Linked DNA regions of Mus musculus: regions 2 and 3 are each linked to region 1. Evidence: chromatin loops called from intact Hi-C (ENCODE). Cell type or tissue: left cerebral cortex. All regions are shown on one strand.

Region 1 (8,000 bases):
TTTTATTTTAAAAATATTTACTTATGTGTTTGTGTGTCTGTGTATGTGCAGCTAGAGTTACAGCCACGTGAGCTGCCTGACATGGGTGTGGGGAACTACACTGAGGTCTTCAGGAATAGTAGGGAAGTGCTCTTAACCAGGAAGCCAACTTTCCAGCACTATTTTCTTAAAACAAACAAACAAGCCCAACTACATGCCTTGGGCTAGTATAAAATAAAAACCTGACCCATTTTTGTGTTTTATGTATCATGAAACCTGAAACCCCATCATTTTGCTAACAGTCAATGTTAGGATCTGGGAATTGTGGGAATGTGTGCCTTTTGGACAAACTGAACAGAATTAGGACCGACTGGTGCTAATTCACAACTTTTAGGAGCCATGGGGGAAGGAGAAAGGCAGTGAGGGAGGACTTAGACCTTTCTGTTTCCATTTGTTTTGTTTTAGCTGGGGGTTTGGCTTCACATAGAGCTTGCCAAGTTCCTCCCCATTGAGAAAGTTTTGTTTTAGAAATGGCCACAAAAACCACGTTTCAGTTATAGATGTGGAACGGAAAATGAAACAACTCCACTAATCCCCTTTTCTCTCTTATTGGACTTCCATTTCCTGACTACACATCAGGCAAGCATTTCATAAGAAAAAAATGTGGTCTTTAGATGGGATAGATGGACTCGGTTCTTCCTACTTATTTTTCAATAGATAAACATTATTAAATAATGTTAATGATAGGTCTTTACTGTAAGAAACCTTTAATTGGATATACTATTAGAAACCAGGCTGATTTGGTTGACTGCTGTCAAACTTTCCCTGTGCCTCAGAGAGGGGAGGTAGGTGGGCCACTGAGCTGTCAGAGTAGTCCTTTTGGAAACTAGCCAGATTGACTCATTATAAGAGCTGACCTGCTTTGATCAGTCCAAGGGCATCTTGAGGAAACTACAGTCTGGTTGCAGAGAAACTGAAACTGAAGTCCACGATTCCTGCTTTACAGGCCTTTTCCAGTCACCACAGGTCTTTCAGAGATAACCTGTACCAGCTTTGGAAAGCAGTACTCCAGGCAAGACAAAACCTTGGTCAATTCTGTTTTGGCGTGCTGGGGATTGAACCTGCAACCTTGTGCACCCTAGGCAAGTATTTATCACTGAGCTACATCATTCTAAGGGGGTGTCCTCAGGCAAATGATACTGTCAGCATCTCTGTCTTAAAAGAAAGATTTGGTACAAAGTAGCATAGAATAAGTATTGAATTAATGAAAGAGTAAATCAATGGATAAGTCTGAGAATTCTATAGGATTTGGCAAGACAGGATTCCTCTATGCAGCCCAAACTGGCCAGTGATTGGTTCCTTGGGCTTATGAATGGTGGAAAACTAGATGCTGTGTTGGAATTACAATAATCACCTCCTCAGCTCCTGGTGTAATCAGGGTGTTTTGGAGTCATTAGGCCCAATGAAGGATTTCTCAAATGGTCTTTCCCTGGGCTGTTTATCATCGATACAGCGTACAACAATGGTAGCAGGAAGAGGAAAAGGCAGCTCCACCTGTAAGAAGCCATGGCAAGTGGTAGCAGCAGCCAAGTCGTGGGGACAGGTGGGGATGGTCATGGCAGTTAGACCATACAGACTGCAGGACTGTCACAAGGCACCAACACCAACAGCCTAAGGGTTATAATCATAGCTGGTGCTCAGTGCTGCCAATTATTCAGAGAGCCAACTGTTGCACTTGAAGACTTCTAGGCCACTGGCAACCAAAGTCAGAGTAGTAAGTGTCTTAATCCAAGTTCTTAAAACTGTTTGATTCTGGTTCTTAAGATTTGGTAACATAAACTGTAGTTCTCTGGTGAGAGCTCTATAAACCTCTGACGTCTGTCAGCCCAGCCTTAGCCACTGGACCATTAGACCTCCATCATCACCAGTAATTTTCATCTCGATGGAGACCCAGCCAGCTCACTGGTAACTGTGCGGCACACACAGACAGGATACACTATCTCTTGTTCAAACAACAGATCGGGAGAAGAGACACACAACAGAAGAAATGCTACAGGAAGAAGCCCAAGGTACTAAGCAGGTTCTTGCAATGGGAGAAACTAACGGGTTCTTCCCAAAGGCTGGAGCCATTAGAATTAATACCGGTTTGCCAGGTGTTTCTAGAAGCGATGAAACAGTCTCAGAAAAAGTAAACTTTTATGACTTTCTGAGGTACGAGATGTGGCAAGATAAGGGTCATTTTCTAAAAACCAGTCTTTACTGTACTTACAACCATGAACTTCAAAAGCAACATCTTCTTAGTGCCCCCAAGTCCATGAAACCAACCTCCCTCACAAGGTGGTTCTGAGGGACTCGGGATGCCACTGCAACAACCTCAAGCCCACACATGGTGACATCTCCTGGGACTGCCAGATACCTGCCTCGCACTGCCCCCGGGCCCGCCTCGCCCAGGTGAATGTGAGAAGGAGTTTCCTTGCTCTGAGCCCGCACGCCCGCGGCGTCAGGGGCGGTGCGGTGGGTGTGCTGGGGGGAAAGCTGGGCCCCGCCTCGGGTGCCTCGTCCAGGGCCACGCGGCCCGGGGAAGCCCAGAACTTCCCGGCGGGAACGCTGGCCCCGCGGCGCGGACTGCTGGGGAAGGTGTTCTCGCGAGAGGAAGGCGAGGGGCGCGGGTCGCCGCGGGTCTGAGGGGCGCGGGGCAGCCTGGGGGCGAGCGCCCGGCTGGGGCGCGGAGCTGAGGCGGTGAGCTGGACCGGGGCGCGGGGAAGCCGCTCCCGCCAGTCGCGGAGAGCCAGCCCCTGACGTCAGGAGTTTTCCTCAAAGTCAACAACAAGCCCCGCGGCGGCGGCGGCAAGAAGCTTCGGCGGCGGCCCCCGGAGGGAGGAAAGAGGGGGCGGGGAGGCGGCTGCTGGGTCCCTGAGGCGAGGCGAGGCCGCAGTCCGGGGCTCTGCGCGCTCGGCCCAGAGCCTCCGCCCCGTGGCCCAGCGGCTCTCCACGGCCCCCCGCCCGAGCCGTGTTTTCTAGTGATGAATCGAATTTGTAGCCGACATCCGATTCCCAAGTAGAGTCTCCGCCTCCTCCTCCTCCTCCTCCCCGTACCGCCGCCCGCCCTCCTCCTCCTCCCTCCTCCCGCCGCTGCCGCCGCCGCCGCCCGCTCCAGCGCCGCCGCCCGCCCGCCCGGCCGGCTCCCTCCCTCCCTCCCCTGCAGCCCTTCGTCTCCCCTCCCGCCGGCGACACCGGGCTCCAGGGGGCCAGAGGCTCAGCGGGGTGGGGGGGAGGACAGGAGGGGAGGAGGAGGGAGGGGGACCCCCGAGTCGCCCCCTCTCCTCCCCCCGTCCCCCCCTGCTCCATCCTCCGCCACCGCCCGAGCAGCTGCGGGGCCGCCGCCGCCGCCTTTGCAGGTAACAGCCACCGCCCCCAGCTCTCGCCCCCCTCCCCGCCTCGCCCGCACTCCCCGAGGGCCCCGCGGCTCCCTCCCTGCCTCCCCCGGGCGGGGGCGGCGGCGGCGCGGGTGGGTGAGGCGGGGGCGTCTGGGTGTCACCGCGGCCGCCGGGGGCGTGGGCGGGGGGCCGGGGTTCCCCTCCCCGTTCCTCCTGAAGCTTTGGGGCCGTAGGTGTGGAGGCGGAGGCCGGGGGATGCCCCGCGTGGGTGACACGGACATCCCCCTAGCTTTTGGGGGTGGGGGAGCGGCGGCGGTGCGCGGGCGGCCAGGGAGGGGGGTGTTCCTGGCCTAGCGGTACCGTGAGCTGCGCGTCTGGGTTGCCCGGCCCGGCGCCTTTAGGGCTCTTGTTTAGCTCGAGCCGGGTCCCTTCGCCCCGACTCGGTCGGCCGCGCGGCCCGGGGAGGGGGCGGCGGGCCGGGGCGAGGGGCGGGGGGCGGCGGCGAGGTTATGTAACGCGAGCGAGCGGCCGGTGGCGAGTCGGTGTTTGGGTTGGGGGGAGGGGCCGTCTGCGCATGTGGCGGGAGTGCGGGCGAGGATGCACCGGCGTCCCCGGGGTCTCCTTCCTTAGCCAGCTACCTACCCCACCCCACCCCACCGCACCCCGCCGGCGCCCGGGAGAGGACGGTGCTGATGGGGTGCGGGTGTGCGTGTGCGAGGTGGGTAACGTGCAAGTCTGTGTTTTTAATAGTAGTGGGGTTTTGATCCGCTAGGGAGTTGTGTGCTAAGAATAGAAATGTGCGGAAGATGCTGGGTTTGGCTGATCTACTGATGCTGTCGCTGCTGGCGGCGGCGGCGACGGCGGGCGGCTCAGGCTGCAAGTAAACAAACCAGCTTCTTCCTAGTCCACCTCCTCCGCCTCCTGCGCATCGGTCTGCATCAGCCATGATGCTAGTGAGGCCCCTTGGAAGCCCGAAGTTGAAGCTTAAGCTGGTGGCATCCATAGTCCTGATGCTGAGGTGGGGTCGTCCCTTGTTTGAGATTTCCTGGGAATCTACACTTAGGTTAGAGATAACCGAATCTCTCCTTTGGGCCAGTTTTTGAACAGTAGTAGTGTTTACTGTTTATCTTTAGGAAGCAGAAAAAAAATGCTTACCCATAAGTCAAAGCTTGGATTCTCTCAAATGTCTTCATCAGAATAATGTTATGAAAATAAAATTCATTTCTCAAGTGTAATATATTTTGGTTCAAAGCATTGATGGATTGAAATTGATAAAGTTTACAGATAAAAATCCAGCAATAAAATCTCTGTATAGATTAAATTATGGTATTAATAGAATCAACACACTTTTAGCGTTCTGAAAAGGATGTAGAACAAGGACTTCATATGTAATAAAATAACAGTTGTCCCAAATCTTTAATTTAGACATGTCTTCTGTATTTGGTAAAGCAAAGTAATTTTTTGTTAGAACTATAAATTTCCATACAGTCACTGAATTTTATTTATGGTAGGACTCATTCATTATATTAAGTTATATTTGCATTTAGGAAAATGTTGGAAAAGCCAAGAGTGGAAGAGTCTAGTAAAGATGGTTTAGAGCTTGAAGATGAATCTGAATATTCCAGAAGATAGGATGTCTAAAACATGAATTCTTTTTTAAAAAGTATCTTTATAAATTGTTTTCTAGAAACACAATACCAGATACACAGTTAAATTCAAGATGCAGTTCAAGACTGAATTTTGTTCCTTTTGTCAATATAAAATTTTGATTCTGTTTGAAGATAACTTTTTAAAAGCCAGAGATGACCTCAATATCTATATCTTGAGGTTCAAATTTTAAAGTTAGGGAGAACATGTGCTATTTTAATGTTTGTACATTTGCAGTAGCATAGAGGTTATACCTAGTCTAAAGGAGTACTACAAAAAATGAAATTGTTATTCATAGTCATCTTGTCCCCTCTACTGTCTTCTGTAATGATGAGTGATTAATTTTCAACTTAAAATTATTTTTTTCTTTAATCTTGACATTGTTGTTTTGTATTCTATATGGAACAATACTTGAAAATTCTTTGGGCTTTCTATTTTTTGCAATTGTATTTATTATGGTTTTGGAGTAGAGGGTCTCCCTGTGTAATTTAGGCTGCTATGAAACTCACTCTGTAGCCTAGGTTGGCCTGCTAGGGATCCCAGCCTCCTGAATGCTGGGATCACAGGTGTGTGCCACCATTACAGGCTTGTTTGTGTGATTTTTCTTTTTCACCTAAAATATTTTAAATAAAGTTTCATTCACAAAATAAATATTAAGAGGAGGAGTGTGCTTTGGAGGAGTAAGGTTTTTTGACTTCATTCAGAGGATCACTGTCATTAAAGTTTGTACATTTAAAGATCACTGTACATTTAAAGTCTGTTGGTTAAACTTCTGCGACAAATGTTAGCATGGATTTCAGTGTGGGGGTTTAGGAGTTTTAAACTCCAGGTTTTGATTTTAACATGGAAGTTTCTAAATGCTTAGGCTTCTTTCTGAAGAGGAACTTGTTTCATACATTGTTGTAGAAGTTTAGCTTTCATTTAAACTTTGCATCTTCTTAGGAAGTGATAACTAGTTATAATTTACTCTGTAATGCCCAGTAGTTCAAGAATTTGTCCCTGGGATGATGATTCTTGTTAATGTGTTAATTGGATCAGAATCATGATTTGGTGAGAGCTTGGCTTTATAGTGATTATGTTTATGGCATTAAAAAGCAAACCAATTTTAGATTTGTAGAATAAAATGCAAGACAAAAATACTTTTATTTGGTTTATTTTATAATTTGACTTGCATTTTCAAGTTACTCTGAATTAATAATGTAAATATTCTTTATGGTTGGTTTGTGCTTAAGTCTTTGAGTAATTTAAAAGTTGTTGATAAGCTCCAGATTTCAGCATGTGCATCTGTATTCTTAATCTTGTTTCAGTGCAGCATACTCTCTGCAAAAGTAGGCTAATATTAACAGATGTGTTATGATAGTCTTTAAAATCTGATAGAATTAGATTCAGTTTCCAGTTAATTCCTACTATGTGCCTGACCTTGCTATATGTACTTCATATATTGTAATTCATCTACTTCAGGACAATCTTGCTGCAATTTTGAAAGTGAATTTCACATGAGAAAACACTTCATACAGCATAAAAATCGTTTCATTTAAACTTGCCCATTCAATATACATATATGTATGTATATTTCAAATTTATAATTTCAAATGTATAGATATATTTCAAACATAGTATAGTATGATATATAATATGCTATTTTGTAGTATACATTATATTATATATCTATACTCTAAGTTCTACAGAATCAAGTTAATATAGTTTAAAAAGCTATATTGATTAAACTAACATCTCTTTCATTTTAATTGTTTCAAATGCCAAAATATGTGAACTGTTTACATATTTTATTGTGGTATCCCTCATCCAATAAGAGGTAAATTTATTTCTTCAATAAGGAAATCTTCAGATAGTAGTTGGTGAGTAAGCTAGCATATGCTTTTGACTTATAAATATGCTTTTAGTTCTTAGAAACTATCTAAATATACTTAAAGATTTATTGCTAACTTCAGGTATTTTATATTTCTAAATGGGTATTTTTGCTTGTATTCTGAAGGGAAGGTAAAAAGGTATACTAGAAGAAAATAGAAAATGTTCAGATGAGACTTTGTCTCTTCTATATTAATTATATTTGGGTGTCTGGGGGATTTGGCAGAAAGGAAGGTAGAATTTAGCCAATAATGGAGTTTAGCCCAGATTTGGTCTGAGTTGAATGGCTACTTGTTTTGTAGTAGCTGTATATTAGAATTTGAGGATAGGAGCTATATATAACCATGATTGTCATCTATACTACTACTTCTATAAATGAAGTTGATTGTAGATTTCAGTGTAAAGAATCTTACATTTTATTGGCTCTGAAAGAGCTATCAAGCATCTAATGCTACCTTTTCTGAAATCACAGTTAAGGACATTGAGGCAGAGTTGGGAACAATTATCTAAGTTTTCTGGTCTGTCTGATGCTCTTTTTAAAGGACACTTTGAGATGAACTTTATTAGGGATTCTAATCCCGGGACTGTGTTGGAGGTGGTGGTGGGGATCTTCCAGTAATTGTTGGCATTTAGTTTTTATGTGTGTGTATTAAGAATTTTCATTTTGTAGTTTGAGAGGTACCTGAGGCAGATTTTGGAATTGTGTGTGTATTGAATGAAATGGCCAGGTGAGCCAGTGTTCTGTAGTCCCCAGCCTCATACAGTGCTGGGCCACAGTTCACATAGAAATTGAGGGACTCTGCCTTCAACAGCTTGTCCGTTGGTTTATGTGAAGCTGAGGGTAAGCATATCCCCAGCCCCCAGGGTTTTAAATCAGAAAATCAAACATACGACTTTGCACAAAGTTTTTAATAGTGGACATGTTGGTTGAGATTGTACATTGATAATCTAAGAGAAGGAAAAAGGGGGAGATGCTTTGTGGTTTTTTTGGTAGATATAATTTAAAATTATAAAGTGTTTTTTAGGAGTTAGTTAACTTTCGAATTTGAAAGTTCTGATAGTTTGCCTAAAAATTCTAGGCTTTAGGAAAAAATATTTCCCAGGGCGTTATGACTATGTTCTGAAGAG
Region 2 (8,000 bases), 91 kb before region 1:
AGTCAGTGCCTGAGGCTCGCCTTCCCAGTCAGGATCATTCACTCCATTGAGGTTTTTCTTGAAGCAATTGTCTCACAAGTCAGCAAGGGTCTGAGAGTTCACTTGGGAGGCCTATGTTTCCAGAGGAAAAGCAGAAAGGATAGAGCTAGGTTTGGGGATTGACTTAGACAAACCAATCATAAGCAGGGAAGGGGACACGGTTGGGGACAGCTGAGGACACGGGCCCGCGTAGACAGGGCCATGGAAACATTTCCCCATGGTCATAGCCACTTGGGCATATTATAGTATTGCTCTTCTTAGGTGAGGCTGGGCAGAGGTGGACAGGTTCATTTTTCAGTTTCGTTTATTTATTTACCAGATGAAGGTTATATGCATTGTACTTTGTGGAGCTAAGGGCAAACCTATCACAGTGTGACTACCAACAAGGATGGGCTTTCCTTTTTTTTTTTTTAAGATTTATTTATTGTTATATCTAAGTACACTGTAGCTGTCTTCAGATGCACCAGAAGTGGGCATCAGGTCTCATTATGGATAGTTGTGAGTCACCATGTGGTTGCTGGGATTTGAACTCAGGACCTTCGGAAGAGCAGTTGGTGCTCTTAACCACTGAGCCATCTCTCCAGCCCGGGCTTTCCTTTTTATAAAGGAAGCCAAGCAGAATGCTAAGTTAAGCAGGCTGAGGGAGAGGACACTTCACACGCATCACCCTTTCTGCATGCCACAATCCATGGCTGAGCTGGTGGCCTCTCTGGCCTATCCCATTCTACTCTTTGGTGTCTCCCTGTCACCAAGGCAGGGGCTCACCACAGAAAACAACATTTACCTTTTTGTCCTGTTGTTTGGCCTTGAATAAGGGATTTTGCAGACACAGATGACCCAGTCATATGCACACAGAGTAGGAGGAAGACCAAGTTTTAGTCTCAGGGTCCCTTGTTTGCCTAGAAAGCTTGTAAGACTCCAGAAAGATCCTTGGCGATTTTGTATGGGTAACAGTAAGATGCTCATATATTTTTATGAATAGATATACTTTCCAATGTCTGTCTCTGGTCTTGAATAAAGGTCCTATGCATTAACAGTTCTTTTCAGAATAGCAACATAGACCCTCCGAATCCAATTCCTTTGGTTTTTCCCAGCCCCCCTACCCCCTACCCCAACAGTGGTCTTTTCTGCCTCATGTCTACTTATCACACATCAAGACCAGTCTCTGATCTTGCTGGGCTTTTCTTGACCAGATCGTGGGATTGCACAGATAAGAGCTTTGTCTCTGCCTGGACTCTCTGTTTTGTTTTCCTGGGGCATCCTCTTGCTAGTCTTTCTCTCTCCCACTGAGAATACAGAGCTCTCATTCTCACTCTTTCTCTCTCTCTTTTTCCCTCTCAGTTTTTGTTTTAAAGCAGGTGTCCTGATAATCCATCTGTAGTGAAGGGAAGCACACCTCTAATGGAAGTCTTAATAGGAAAGATGGCAGTAAAATTCAAGGTCAGCCCATTTAGTGAGACTCCCGGGGCTTTGTACCTATGTTTGATACAATAACTTTTGACTAAGCTCACAATTTCTAGTTAACTTCTACTACTCGATTAATCTGTCTTCATGTGGGCAATCCTCCCAGCACTGACTGTCAGGGAGAGGTAACTCCTCCGGCCTCCTCTCTATAAGGTTATTAAAGTTCTCACGGAAGAAGGTGCTTTCTTACCACAGGACATTGGAACATTGTTCTCTCTCAGCACAAATGACTCTTAACCCCACATGCAGGCAGAGGCTGGTGCCTTCTGATCCTGCATAACTAAGTATTAAATACCACTTCCTTACAAACAGTCTCCCCACGCTCTCTAAAAGGACTCCTCGGCCTTTCCCTGTGCACAGTGCACTTCCTTCTCAGAATATGTAATTACATATGCATTTATTTACTTTCCCCTCTGTACTTTCCTTCAGACCACAGGCTGCAGAGGTATGCACCATGACTGTCTTTACTGTACAGGAATCCATAATACAAAACACAGTTTCTAGCTCTGGGTAAACCCCTCCCCTGACATCTGGGGGAGAGTTGTTATCACCATGAGAACAGCAGGCATCATTCCTTTTTTCAAGCTGTTCCCACAGTACACAAGAAGGTACAGATCCTTGTCTTGAGCTGTGGTAAAGCACTTATGGCAGGCAGGATTCACGGGGAACTGGTTGTGACAGGAGTCTCCGAGCACAGAAGTTTCCTCCTTGGGCACACAGGGGGTGTGTGTGGGGGGGTGCCACGCCCAATGTTGTCTGCTGCTTATGATTTCTCAAAAGGGCTAGCTCTGGCGCACTTACTCTGTGAGCCAGCACAGGCTAGCCAAGGGCAACTCACCCGTGTCAATTAAATGGTCTTACCAAGTTCATCTTTCCCATGGCGTATTTGGTTCTCAGACATAGGCTCCATTTCCACAAGTCTTCCCCATCCTCAGTGAGGAGGCAGGGCAGTCAGACAGTCCCCTTCAACAGCTTCTCAGGGCCTGAGAGGGAGAAGCAGAGAGACTTCTCCACTTTTTCCTCTGCTATAGCCTTGACCCACAACAGTAACCTCAGAGGGCCATCGGAAGGTTATGTTGCTTTCAGGGCAAATTGTCACTCAGCTCCAAAGTCATGGATGAGAGGATCAACTAACTAAAAGAAGGAAATGGATTATTGTAGATCATGGTTTGAGGCGTTGGTCCATCATTGCTTAGTTCTGTTGCTTTGGGCCTATGGTAGCACAGAACATCATAAGAGGTCAGGCCACCTCACAGTACTCAGGAAGTAAAACTAGAGAGAGAGGATAGTGCTGGGATCTCAGTACCCCTACACTGCCAAGACAGTGATGTGTCACCTGCCTACCTTCAAAGGACCCATTCATCAGTACCATAGGCCAGAGACCAGGCAACTAGGCAGGAGCCTTCTCGGAGGGATACTTCCAGTCGATAGTTGTCCCTCCCTGGAGCCCTTACCAGGAGGCAGCTGTGGCAGGTACCCTAACTCAGGACAGGATAACATCTGTAGACAACTGTGGCAATTGTTCAGCAGGGATTCACCCCGACACCCCTGCCAACTGTACCTAGAAGGAAAATTTTCAGCAAGCTTTGCATTTAATGTAGAAAAATGTGTGTGTGGGCGTGCATGCATGCATGCGTGGGCTCATGGGTGTACGGCCACGGCCTGCATCGGGAAGTCGGAGCTAACTGTCCCCTTCTGCTGTAAGATCTGGAGATCGAATCAGGTCATCGGGTTTGTGTGATTGGCACTTTCACCCACTGAGCCATCTCGCCAGTCCAGAATAAAGGATGTCTTAGGAGCTCTGTACTGCGGGCAGAATGTTGCAACCCAAGGAAATCAGCACCTCTGAGGGCGGTGAGGGAGGGAAATGACAAACACAGACCGGCTCTCAGCTTCGACTTCATCTTATGTTGTTACGCTTGTATTTTTGGCACCCACTGATCAATGGAGAAGACGCACAGTGATAAAAAGCTGTCATGAATTCAGTCATGCTTTTAAATAGAGCCTTCTCTAATTAAATTAGATACAGAAGCATCTACATACACACATTTTCAAAACATAATGAGAATACTTATATAAAGCATTCTACATTGGGTTCCCGAGACAAGGCTTGGTGGGATGTCTGAATTCCTTGCAACACGCCATTCCTGGCTAGGTGCCGACAGCCCTCGTGGTTTAACCATTGGCTTGAGATACTGTACCAAAGGGCCTTTCAGGCAGGATGCAAAAAGCCATCAATATGGTGGCAAACCCAGGCATACCCTCAGTCGGGTACACATGAGTGAGCCCCACGAGGCCAGTCCAACAGAACTCACCACAGTGGTGTGAAGAAATCCATCCAGCAGGCTGGGGCTCAGGGCAGGATAGGGCTTAGTTGACACTATTAAAGAAAGAGGTGGCAGAACAGGCCAGTGGCCTTGGTGGATGAGAGGCACAGGTATAGCTCAGGATGTAGTGGCTGGAGGGCATGCAAGAAGTCAGGAGTCATAGGACAACAAAGGACAGTTGGTCCTGAAAGGTTAGCAGACATGGCACTGTGTTGCATGTTGAGTCTATAGAAGTCTTGACATCCTTCATTCAATACTGCTGAAGTCTACAGTCATCTTTTCATCATCAGGACTGATTCTAGGACCTGGGGCTAGACATTAGAGAAAGCTGAGAAAACAGAACATTGGCCAGAAAGATGCTGACGGGGGCCTTTGCAAGTAAACAAGTTCTTCCAACCAGCCTAGGAGAACGGCAGAACATTCCAGTTCTTAAAGCAGAAGTGGAGGTGGAGCAGGGCAGAGATGGAGATAGAGACCAGCAGTGAAGATCACTTCTTTTCCAGAAGATCAGAGTTCTGTTCCCAGCACCCACATTGGGCAGTTCACAACAGCCTCTAACTCCAGCTTTAGAAAGATCTGACGCCTCTGGTACCCTTGTACACCTATCCAATACTTGCACTCATGTGTGTGCACATGTGTGCAAGCAAACACACACAAGTTAAAGCACATTTAAAAATTAAAAAGAAAACAGTATCACAGGAAGTCAGCACAGACTCCTCAAACTCCTGAGAACTTAAGTTATAGGGTAGGGGTGAAGATGGGGCCGGGGAAAGAACTTTCCAAGTCTCCCCTCTTTGTGTACTCCACTTGCAAAATGAATTCGGGGGTGGGGGTGGGGGGGGTGGGGCGGTAAGACATTAATACTTGGGGCCTCACTTCCCAAAAAAGAAACTGAGAGTGGAACAGCTTTCTGGGCAGAATCTTTGTGGGCTCTCTTGATTCAAATCCTTATTGTAATTCAGGAGCCAAAAGCTTTTCCACACCGCCCCCACAACTCAGCCCGAAGCTGCCTCTCCAGACTGGAGGAGCACTCCTAGAAGCAGCCCCTCCCCAGACCCAGCAGAAAAGCTGTGAAACTTTTGTCTGTGCTTCAGAAACAGGATGATTAATGTGAAAATGGCAATGCTTTAAAAAAGGATCCCTGAGAACCAGGACATTATCTAACTACACTTCTCCAAAATGCTCTCCACAAACCTCAAAGAATTCCCCCACCAAACACACCCACTGGAGCAGCGGAGGACCAGGGCAGTGCAGTATAACGGAATGCAGACACACAATGACAATGTTTAAAATTGTAAAAAGTTCCTACAGTAATGGCCTAGAGTGGAAACAAAGCCTTGTACCAGGGAAAGAACTCCGCCCTGAGATTAGCCTTCCTGCAAGGTAATATATAAAACCTTCAGAACAAAGAGGAAAGGCAAGACCCAGGAGCACAGCAAGCATGTGGGTCACTCTAAGGGTGGCGCATCTTGCCAACTTTCCTCTGAGAAAGACAGACTCTTGGCAGCAGCGGATTTTGGTTAATTCAAGGGGAGAATTTCCAGGTGAAGTCGTTAATCTTCCTTCAGGTCTAGGCTAGCCCCAAATAGTCCTTCCGGGTAGCAATGGTTCCTACTGGAGCTGAAGTTTCCACCTAGCTCATGCCTCAGGCATGCAAGTCAGATCTGAGAGCTTCCTCGTGTTTCTTCCGTCCTGGCCATTCTCAGTGTGAAGAAGAATTTCCACAGGCGCTGTGCTGGTTTCCTCCCCCACTTTGCCCCTTCCTTCCACAACATGGGCCAAGTTCAACACAGGTTGTTAATCCCACAGGTCACCAGGCCCTGATAAGCAGAAATAACAGCATGTCATCTACTCTTTACTGCATGTGGCTTTGTGCCAATGGTCCCTGGGATGGAGTGGCCCATCCCTCCTTTCTTCTTCCCAATGGAATCCTGCTCAACCTCTTCCTCCATTAAACCAGGTGACACATGGGAAATCGAGAGGTGGGAAGGTGGAGTGAGGAATCCTGGAGAAGAGGAATCAGAACTCTAATTGTATTATACTAGAAGGCTGCTTGACTCAGGTCTTCCTGGTGTGTGCAATAATAGATGCAATTATTTCATAAAGCCACTTTGAATTGAGTGTTGTTACTCACAGCCAAAACCATCCTGACTGATATAGTTTATCTCTATTCTCTCCCTCTTCCTCGGTTTACCCTTCCCCTCCTTTTCTCATCTTCCTTCTCTCTTCATCTCCCCCAATCCCTTCCTTCTTTCCTTCCTTCCTTCCTTCCTTCCTTCCTTCCTTCCTTCCTTCCTTCCTTCCTATCTAACTCTGCTCTTTATTCCAGTCACATGACCTCTTTACCCTCACTCGCCTTTGGTGCTTACATGTTTAAAGGAAGAGCTAGACTAGAATAATCTGTAAGATCCTTTCAGATTTCACCTATGGAAGACTGTAGAATTTAGAGCATGTCTACTGAAAAGACCAGTGTCTCACTGAGGATACATGCCACCCAATTGAGCCCGAACACATTCAAGCCAAAAGCAGAGAATTGCCAAGGCATAGAAAAGATGCCTGGAAAGGCTGTGGAGCAAGCTCCTGCTAACAGCAGCCTTCAAGTCAATGAGCACAGGAAATCAATGAGGTGAAAGTTGTGCTCCCCTCACCCCGAGAATGAACAGGGTGAAAATAAACTGACCACAAAATTGTAAGTTCCCTTTTACACTTGGCCAAATATACAGTAGATAACCCATCACTCTGTGTGCCTGCTAGATCTGTTGACCTGGAGGAGACAGGGAGGAGCTTTGACAGCCTGTGCTCACGGAGAAAGGAGAGTGGAAAATGCTAGAACAACCAGAGGGACGGAATGCTGCTGTACGAGTCCAGCGGCTCTGACTGTCTGTCTTAGAGATATTTCTACTGGTGCCTATCACGAGAACATCTTCATAAGTCCACAATGTACTTTGGCCACACTGCCCTCCTCCCCAGTCCATCATTTTTCCCCTTCCATATTCATGCAGATCTTTTGCTTATTTGAGTCTCCAGTTACTGTGTGCTGTAGTCACCAAACCTTGGCTCAATTCAGAGTAGTTTTGCTCCAGTAAATCAAAGACCTTCCTGTTAGCAAGGTTGGGAGTGTAGCTCAGTGGTAGGGGACATGCATAGTATAACCAAGGCCCTGGGTTCGATCTCCAGTAGAAAAATGAGGCTGGGGGGGGGGAGAACTGTTTGTGCAAGCTTTCTGTCTCTGCACAACTACTGCCACCAAGAAGATGAAGATGCAGTTTAAGTATTTATTATTATTATTATTATTATTATTATTATTATTATTATAGGTGAGTACATGTAGGTAGGTCAGGTGACAACTAGCAGGAGTCAGCTCCTTCTACTATGTGAGCATCAACCTCATGTTGATGCAGTGGTATCTTTAACTACTAAGTCACCTTGCCAGTCCCTGACTGACTGATTGATGATTGATTGACTGACTGGTTGACTGAGTTCCACTGTGTTGTCAGGATAGCCTCAAATTCCTGGTTTGAAAATTCCCTTACCTTAGCCTCCAGAGATGCTGGGATGATAGGCCTGCCCCTCCATTCTTTGCTGAAGCACTTGAGCATAGGCAATGGAGTGGCTGTCAACTCATGGATGAGAACAGTGAGTTCTTGGTCCTGAGAACCTAGGAACAAGCATGCCCTTCTACGCCTTAAGTAGCAATGGACGTGAGAGCTTGGGAGCAGAGCTGCTGAGGCCCACATTAGGAGAGGAAAGAATGCTTCTTAACTTTGACCCTACAGAGCCCAGTGCCATAGAGCAAGACCCTGCCGTAAAACCAAAGCCACGTTGAATTGATACATTCAGTAAAAAGGCTTCTGAAAGAAGATGCTTCATAGACACAAGGACTGGAAACCAAACAAACATAGGGACAGATGGGAACTGGGACTGGAAATTATAATAGGATGGGGTCCAGGGTAGCAGCAAAATTTGTGTACTAGTAGTTGTCAACTCTAAGTGACCATGGAATTATGTGGAGAAATTTAAAAATGTCAACCATGACGTTTCAACTCCACTTCAGTAAAGTTATATTCAGCTGTCTTGTGGTGGAGCTTAAGTTTTGAATCTGTGGGAGGGGAAAGAATGGTCCAAACCAGCCCTTACTGCTGGAATTCCCTAAAGGCCCACACACACGCA
Region 3 (8,000 bases), 380 kb after region 1:
GTAATGTAGCCAGAGTTTCCTGAAAGTTCCTGAACCTGAAATACAGGACTCTGAAATGATGCAGTTTGCATTTCAGAGTTTCTGGCCCCTTCTGGAACGTGAGAAGACACAAAGGCACAACCCGGCCACATGCTCACAGTGTATCAGAGGACGAAGGTGCAGCTCTGGCAGGGCGACCGGCACAGTACGGAGCACAAAGCCTTCAGAGGGAAACCTAATAAAGAAAGCTAACATGCTTACCAAGTGTCCTTTTCACTTACTTTTAAAGAAGACAGTACTGCACCATTTGAACAGACAAAGACACACCTGCTCTACATTTTGGAATAAACCAACTACAAAACACTTTTTGAGAAAAAGAAATGTCAACATAAGCTTCATGCTATTTGCTAGTAATTATTGTTAATATTCTTCAAAGTAACAATATGATAATATGAGCCTTTCCTTCAATAACATATTTGTAGGTAAAATAATAAATATCTGAGATTTGTTTTAAATATTTTTGTGAAAGGAGAGGAGGTAGAGAAAGACAATGAGAAAGGAAAATTAGAAATTAAGATGGAAAAATATGATAATGAGGTGAAGTTAAGAAAAAAACTGTGAACTGGTGGGACAAGATTGACACACACTGAATCTAAGTGCTGGAAATGCACAGGTTGTTTATAATGTTCCTTTTGTCTCATATGCTTTTAAGTTCCTTGATGGGGTGTGTGTGTGTGTACCTGATGTTTATATAAAAAAGAAAGAAAGTAAAAAGAAGCAAAGAAAGGAAAGAAGAAAAAAAAAAAAAAGAAAATAAATCAAGGCACAAAGTTCCCAATCTGCACACAAAATGCCTTTTGTTTTCCGTGGTGCAGAAGCAGCCCCTGAGACTGACAGCAGCTCTCCAAGCCTGAGCGATACAAAAGAGCTGATGGGAAGGGTAATTCACCCATGGGTCCTGACACAATATAAGAAGAAAAGAAGAAAGTGGGCGGAAGAGACAGCCATTGTTCCCCCTCTAACCTTTCTTTCTAATTATGCCAGAGTCAAGGCTCAGGTCGTGAGGAAAATCATTCCAGTGGTCAAGCATTTGCCCGGCTGTGTATACATCAAAGAGGCTCTTGTGCTCACCACATTCCAGCTCAGTTTCCCACCTACTTTCAAAACCTACCAAGTGGCCAGATTAGCTAAAATATGAATAAAATGATGCATTATGGGGAACACCTGTTTGCAACCCAAGAGACAGTCTCCTGGTTATGATGACTGTATGATACACAAGGCTTTAAAATTAAATATGTTTTATATCATGGTAGGTATTGCAGATAAGTGCTTGACATGTCCAGCTTTTCAAAGCTAAATGTAAATTTCTCTCCTGGGTGCAGATGGTGGCCAAGCTAAATAACTCTTCGGACTTACAGACAGAAGGTCAGGTCATGGCTGAGAGACCAAAGAACAACTGCTGCTTTGCTGCTCCAAATCACCCAGGGAATGAGAAGCGACTACGTCTGAAACTGTCTGTTCAGGACAAACCAGTTACAAAGAGCACCTACAAACTCTCCTCACATTCTGTTCCAGGAAAAAACAGGAGCATGCAAACCTCTCCTCACCCTCACAGGTTTACTGCTACAAACTGGGTCCTCCCCGAGGGTACAGCTTCACCGCAACGGCACCACTAAAGATGACCAGAGAAACTTAGTATTTCAGTCCACCAGGGAGCACGGACGCTCTCCTTCAGTTTCAGCCTTTGTAGCATTATGGGCTGATTAAGAAGACAGCATGCTAAAGAAACAGACACTAGAAGGGATTTAATCTAGGTTATTCATTTCCTAAGACACTCACTCTTGTTACTGTAGGGTTTTGCTTTGTTTTTTGTATTGCTAAACATGATAATGTGATTTTAAATCATCCCCAAACTCTTTGCTTCTGTGTTCTATTAGTAGGAAATATTATACTTCTGTAGTTCAGTATAATAACTCAAAAGATATTTAATATTACAGAGTGTGCCAACCTGACTGCAAAACCCTGTAGGATATCAGAAGGAAGAGAGCACTCCACTTGCTTAGGAGTCCTAGGCTTTCAATCCTTGACTGAGGGAACTTTCCATTCTACTATCAGGGACGCCCCCAACTGGACAAAATAAAATCAGTACATGCTAATATGGAAAGATCTTCTAAGATGTAGAACTCATCATAAAGTTGCATCTACTCATATAAAAACTACTTTTGTTCTGGTTGTCTGGGTTTCGGCTGTGATTTGAAGTATTCTGCACAGGGCTTCATTAGCACTTCCATATTTAATACTTTCCCCATTGCATTTATGTCATTTGTCATCAACAGCTGACGGCTTGAAAGGGAAAATATGTTGAAAATATGATAGAAAGCCTTGCTTAGAAATATGTTGTAAAATTATCTGGAGTCACCTACTTCTGAACTGTACGGATATCTCTAAATTATTGATACTGATACCTCAGTCATATTATTTTAATAGAATACACAATCTGCTTTTCTTGGCTGTAAAGAATGCAAACCTTCAATGGCCTATAATGTAACATAAAAATAGAACATCAAAAGTCAATCTGCCAGAACGTTCTCTTTAAAAGCTTTCCCCAGAGTCAATTAAAATTGGAGTATCTATACAATCTCAACAGAGTTATAACATAAAACATCTGTTCAAACTGAAATTGAAGCGAGTAGCATTTTCCCTAACATTTCTAATTTCACTGTATTTAGGCTTCCTGAGCACACAGATTCATGGCTATCGTAGTTAAAACTGGTCCAACTCTGCCAACAATCAATTTGATTGACATATTTACATATCAACTCATCTCATCTTACAAATTTTAAAGTTTCTCATTTAAAATTGGATGCAAGTTGGCATCTTTCAAGAACTTTATGTGCGTATATTTTAGGTTCAAACTGTGCATTAGAACATTTTTTAAAACTTTTTCTAAGTAATAGATACATATCCAAATGTATATTTATGAACTGTCAAATTGGAATTTCATATGCAAGCAGTTGATTCTCACTACTTCATGTCAGGCGTCTATAAATGAAATTCTTTTAATAGTATGAACTGGGTCCTTACATTAGTTAGAAACATTATAAGAGAAATAGTGCCTTAGGGATAAAACCACAGCAACTTCAGAAAACATGTTACTAACAGCTCACAGCTGACTGTGCCAGCGTGCTTCCTTACCTGGACTTTCATTTCAAGATCCTTGTGAGACTTTGCTTTGTATTCTCTGTGTTCCTTTTCCACCTCATCCTTCTCCATTTTGGTTTTATTCAACTGAAAGCGCATTTCTCCACACACCTGTTAGATTGTAAAAACAGATCAGTAGCCTCTGGAATCAGCAGAGAAATATCTACAATTAGATCCTTTGGTGCCCCCTAGAGGACACACAGATAAAGTACACCAAAACTTTTCTAAGACTTGAATATGGTTTAAGATTTTGGAGGCAGTATAAGGAAGCATTGAGAAATGGCTAGCGATGTTTGCCACCAAGTTTGATTACCTGAGTTAATCTAAAGGTCATGCCTGGAATGAGGAAACTTATTCCTTCAAGTTGTCTTTTTAGTTGCATGAATGCCACAATGTACATTCATTACCCTCTCAAAATCAATCAAAATCTATAAAATAATGCAATGTATAACTAAGGAATAGAAGTTAATTTTCAGGATTATATTATATAAAACAGTTTCAAATGAATATTTTCAACGAAAGGCACTATCATCTGAAATCACGCAAGCTAAAATCAGTAATTAAAACAGTTAAAGTCTGTTATTATTCACACAGATGGTCATTCTCTCTATATTATAAAATATCTTTTAAAAAACTTCAGCTAAGATTTTAAGAAAATTTTTGTGAGGACAGTTTTTGCTAATAAACTATATTGTTGCTGTTCAGGTGTACAATACCAGCATTTATTATAAACCATACAGCCAGCATTAACCACACTGTTGTAGGTATGCAATGTGACCTAAATACCATAAAATAACTTCTGGTAAAAGTCATATGCTGGCTTTAAGCATGCTCTACAATTATAACTGTAGCAGTCTACATAAGAGGAAATATACATTAGAAGTGAAATAACTGTGATATTATTAAATAATATATATAACACCTTTAAAATGCTGCAAACTATTCTGTATGTAATTTACTTTTCTTTAGTCCAGGTCACTCACACGGAGAAACATATTTGAGAAATAGAATTATCAGGAAAATCTAAATAAAGAAACGATGAGCCTTTGCTATAACTGAGAACCTGTAGAAAGTTGAGTTACATCACAACGCTTTCTCTGACTTTCAGATCTGCCTTTTAATGGTTGCATGTTATCTAATGGTTATTCCTGCCTGAAACTTTTCAATTTGGCATTTCTTAAAAAATGAGTTTTAGAAGCTTTGAAAAGTTTTGTTGTTCTTGAGTATTAAACTATAGTAAAGTATGTAACCTACATGCCTCCCTTTGCTCAGATAAAAAGCTCTCTAGAAACAATAAAGGCAGCAGAGTTCCAAAGCTCTGACAAGACAGAAACACAGCCAACAATGCTGCTCCATGGGCATCAGAAATGCTCGCACCATACACAAGTCTATCTGTAATGCATGAGAGTTGATTCTTCCATTCAAAACACTATAAACTTAAAATGCTAAATAACCTGTTCCAAACTGTTTAGCTTCAATAGGTGGACAGATGAATTGGACAACCCTCAATTTATAACATCAGAAAAATAACAATTTCTCAATGATGAAAAACAGAGACTTTATCTAAATGTACTCCATGAGAAATGTCTGAGTCGAGTCCTCTAAAAATCACCTCATTCTTTAATTTTAACTCTCACTTTCTTAGTCCTTTCAGCTCATTGCTTACTGTATTCATCTACAACAAACCTCGAAAGTAAGTCTAGGCATTCTACTGAGGCGGAATTATCATCTGAGGACTGGAGGTTTTCTCAAAGTCACTTAGTCTAATGTGTCACTCTCTGAAGTCTGAGTCCTGTTGGGCAGCTGTGGAGACAAACTCATTTTTTCCATCACTACACTTCATTAAAAGGTGTCTCCTATAAGGAATCACAAACAAGTACCATGGCTTCCATCCCCAAACCTGTGTGTCCATTCTTCTACAGACCCATCTGCATCCCTGTCTCCAGACAAACAGACAGATGGAAGTAAATGGAGAATTAGAGAGAGAAGAGAAACAGCTCCTTTTGTAAATTGTATAAGTAGAAATTAATGTAAAGGCTAAAAAAATTATGATTAATTAATTTAAAACAACAATAGAATAAAATGTATTAAAATTTAAGGAGATATATTATTGTATTATAATATTACCTATAAATTTAGTGATAATGAATTGATTTCATTTATATATGATGTTTGGAAATATTTGCTTTCTTACTGGTCAAGGGACTTACTTGAAATCCAGACAAACTAGTATTTCTTAAAATAAATCAATTAAAACCACTATATGTTTTAGTTCTCACTTCACTGGTCAGAGAGGCCCAAGGCACGAATATATAACTTAATCAATAAAATAAGAATATGCCAAATATAAGATGAAATTAAGAATTTAATAGAAAATGTTGATTTTAAAAGTAGATATGAAACAGAAGAGAGAGGAGGAAACTTCTTATATCAAACAAACCTTTCAGCATGCCTTAAGCAATTATTGGAAAGACCGGGCTCATACTATCTACAGAAAAAGAATCACTCCTTGCTAACTTAGACAGGTAAGTTTTGTTAAAAATTCAACAATTAAATAGAACTATTCACAAGTCTGTCTTTGCCAATTGATTTTTTGCTACAAATTAGCTTTGGATTTTCAGTACCATAAAATAAGAGGAGAGGAAGAGGCGATTATAGTAATGGCCGTTGACAGACTCACTAAAGTAACATTTACTATTCTTAAAATAAAAAGACTTTGTATTCTAAACTTCTTTCTAATGACATATGGAGCTTTGGATAATAAGAAAAGTAGTTTCAGTGGCCCACACCATTAATCTCAGCACTTGAGAGGCAGAGCAAGGCTGGATTTCTGAGTCCCAGGAGAGCCAAGTCTACACAGAGGGGAAAAATAAAAGCAAAGAAAAAAAAAAAAAAAGAAAAAGAAAAGAAAAATGGTTTCAATGCAATGAGATTGCTCAGAGGGTCTGAAACCAGAGGTAGATCTCACAGTGGAAAGAGAAAATTGACTCTGACCTCCATAGGAGTACCACGGTGTGTGTGTGTGTGTGTGTGTGTGTGTGTGTGTGTGTGTGTGTGCACGAGCATGCGTGCTCCCGTGTGCCTGAATACAGCACACACATGCACATCACACAACATGCACACAGAACACACACACATGCACACAGTACACACACACATGCACACATAACACACACACACTCACACATACACTACATACACACGTAACACACACACACCACATACACACATAACACACACACCACACCACATACATATACAATACATACATACACATATCAACACCACACACATACACATAACACACACACAATAATAAAAATAATAAATAAATTTAAAAGAAAAATGTTTTCAAAGAAAACATGTACTTAAGCCAATTATTAAAGCAAAACTTTCTCGGACCTTTGTGACGTCCATTTCCTGAGACGCAACGTGGTTCTGAATTTCCTCTAAGTGACTGACAGCTGCAGTCTTCTCCCTGGTGACCTTTTCAACCTGGGCCTCCAGCTTGGCAATATTCTGAGACAGGATCAACATCTGTGAGAGGAAACAAAGAGTCTCAGCAACAGTATTGAGAATATGAAAATTAAGAAGTTATTTCATTAGTTTGTTGTCTACCAGCTACTGGGCTCAACACTCTTTCTCTGTGGGCTGGAGAGATCCACTTCTCTACCTTCTCAGCTCACCTCATAACCTGGAATGCCTCTTTCCTTCCTATTCATTCCCTGGCCTCTAACCAATAGTGAAAGGTGTCAACAATGAAGTCTAAAGGTTGTTTGAAACCCTGAGATAGCAAATATGTTACAGTACAGACTTCAATGGAGTCCTTTCAAAGGGAGAATGGGGACCAGAAACTCTTGGGTCCTTTCCCACATGATCATTAACCATTAGAAAGAATGAGGGGGAGGACAGGGAGAGGGAGGAGAGAGGGAGGGAGAGGGAGGAGAGAGGAAGAGGGAGGAGAGGGAGGAGAGGGAGAAGAAGAAGAGAGAGGGGAGAGAGAGGAAGAGGGAAGAGACAGAGAGGAAGAAGAGAGAGGGGAAGAGGGGGAGAGAAGGGGAGAGGAAGGAGGAGAGGAGGGAGAGGGAGGAGAGAGAGGGAGAGGGATAAGAAAGAGAGGGAGGGGAGGTGGAGAGGGAGAGGGAGGCGAGGAAGAGGGACCCTTCCCCAGTCAACAAGGGAGTTCTCTGCAGTTCCTCTGTTGGCACTGCCCATGTAGCCTCCATTAATGAGTGTTCCTCAGTCCTATCAGGAATCAGCCCTGGTAGATGTGCAATTATCTCCGTCTTCCAGGAATCCCTCCTTGAGGCCAGTGCCCAGCACATAGCCGGCTGGGGTCTTTCACACAGGGGGCTGCTACTTAGCTGCTGTGCATGGGAACTCCCTGCCTGCTCTGTGCCTGTGTCTGTTCTCACTGTTGCTATCCACGCCACCCTGGCCCCTGGCCGTATTCTCACAGTTGCACTGACATGGAATCCTGCAGCACGCTCTGAGTATCCACCTCATCACCCTCCACCTCTGTACACCGCTGGCGTGGCGCTTGATCACACCCGGTCATTGTGTTTAGCTGTCTCTTTGGTTTTTGACTAGAAGTTCCTCAAGGACATGTTCATTAAAAGGCACCAAATGTTCCAAGAGTATATGGATGAATAATTAGGATAAATGGCTTTTCTGAGGGAGTCTGTAGATAGCACCAAGTCCTCCTTATTTCTCCTTGGAATTAGAAACATTTTCCAGTCCTTAGGCTTAATGGTTGAGCTGTGTTCAGTGCTTCCAACTTTTCAGTGCTAACTTGTTAGTTAACACTGAAAGTGAAGGAA

What was found. A loop is a pair of places that touch in the nucleus more often than their neighbours do. Peaks named below come from ENCODE experiments on the same cell type or tissue, not always from the same donor. Only the 100,000 strongest peaks of a DNase experiment are listed, where the experiment ranks them.
Region 2: a loop joins it to region 1, with 4 times the contacts of the local background. A loop is called at or near these places in 5 of 42 quality-filtered maps.
Region 3: a loop joins it to region 1, with 4 times the contacts of the local background. A loop is called at or near these places in 4 of 42 quality-filtered maps.

The regions. Positions count from the first base shown.
Region 1 is chr1:177,253,523-177,261,522 of GRCm38, reverse strand. It overlaps Gm36904 (a long non-coding RNA gene), which reads right to left and starts at 3,842. Exons shown (of 8, transcript XR_001779550.1): 1 at 3,717-3,842. It also overlaps a transcript of Akt3 not described here. In left cerebral cortex, a CTCF peak has its summit at 4,147; DNase peaks (open chromatin) are centred at 2,016, 2,876, 3,725 and 4,203; H3K4me3 peaks cover 3,249 bases; H3K27ac peaks cover 2,196 bases.
Region 2 is chr1:177,344,255-177,352,254 of GRCm38, reverse strand. All of the region lies in intron 6 of Gm36904 (a long non-coding RNA gene), which reads right to left. Among named protein-coding and RNA genes, the nearest start is that of Gm36904, 91 kb to the right of the region's middle. In left cerebral cortex, no CTCF peak of the experiment used is centred here; DNase peaks (open chromatin) are centred at 3,385, 3,628, 4,848, 7,962 and 1 more place; H3K27ac peaks cover 1,280 bases.
Region 3 is chr1:176,873,281-176,881,280 of GRCm38, reverse strand. Sdccag8 (serologically defined colon cancer antigen 8) reads right to left here. Exons shown (of 18, transcript NM_029756.3): 11 at 6,583-6,717; 12 at 3,175-3,291. Among named protein-coding and RNA genes, the nearest start is that of Sdccag8, 63 kb to the right of the region's middle. In left cerebral cortex, CTCF peaks have their summits at 2,130 (motif pointing left) and 3,372 (motif pointing left); DNase peaks (open chromatin) are centred at 2,093 and 3,351; H3K27ac peaks cover 454 bases.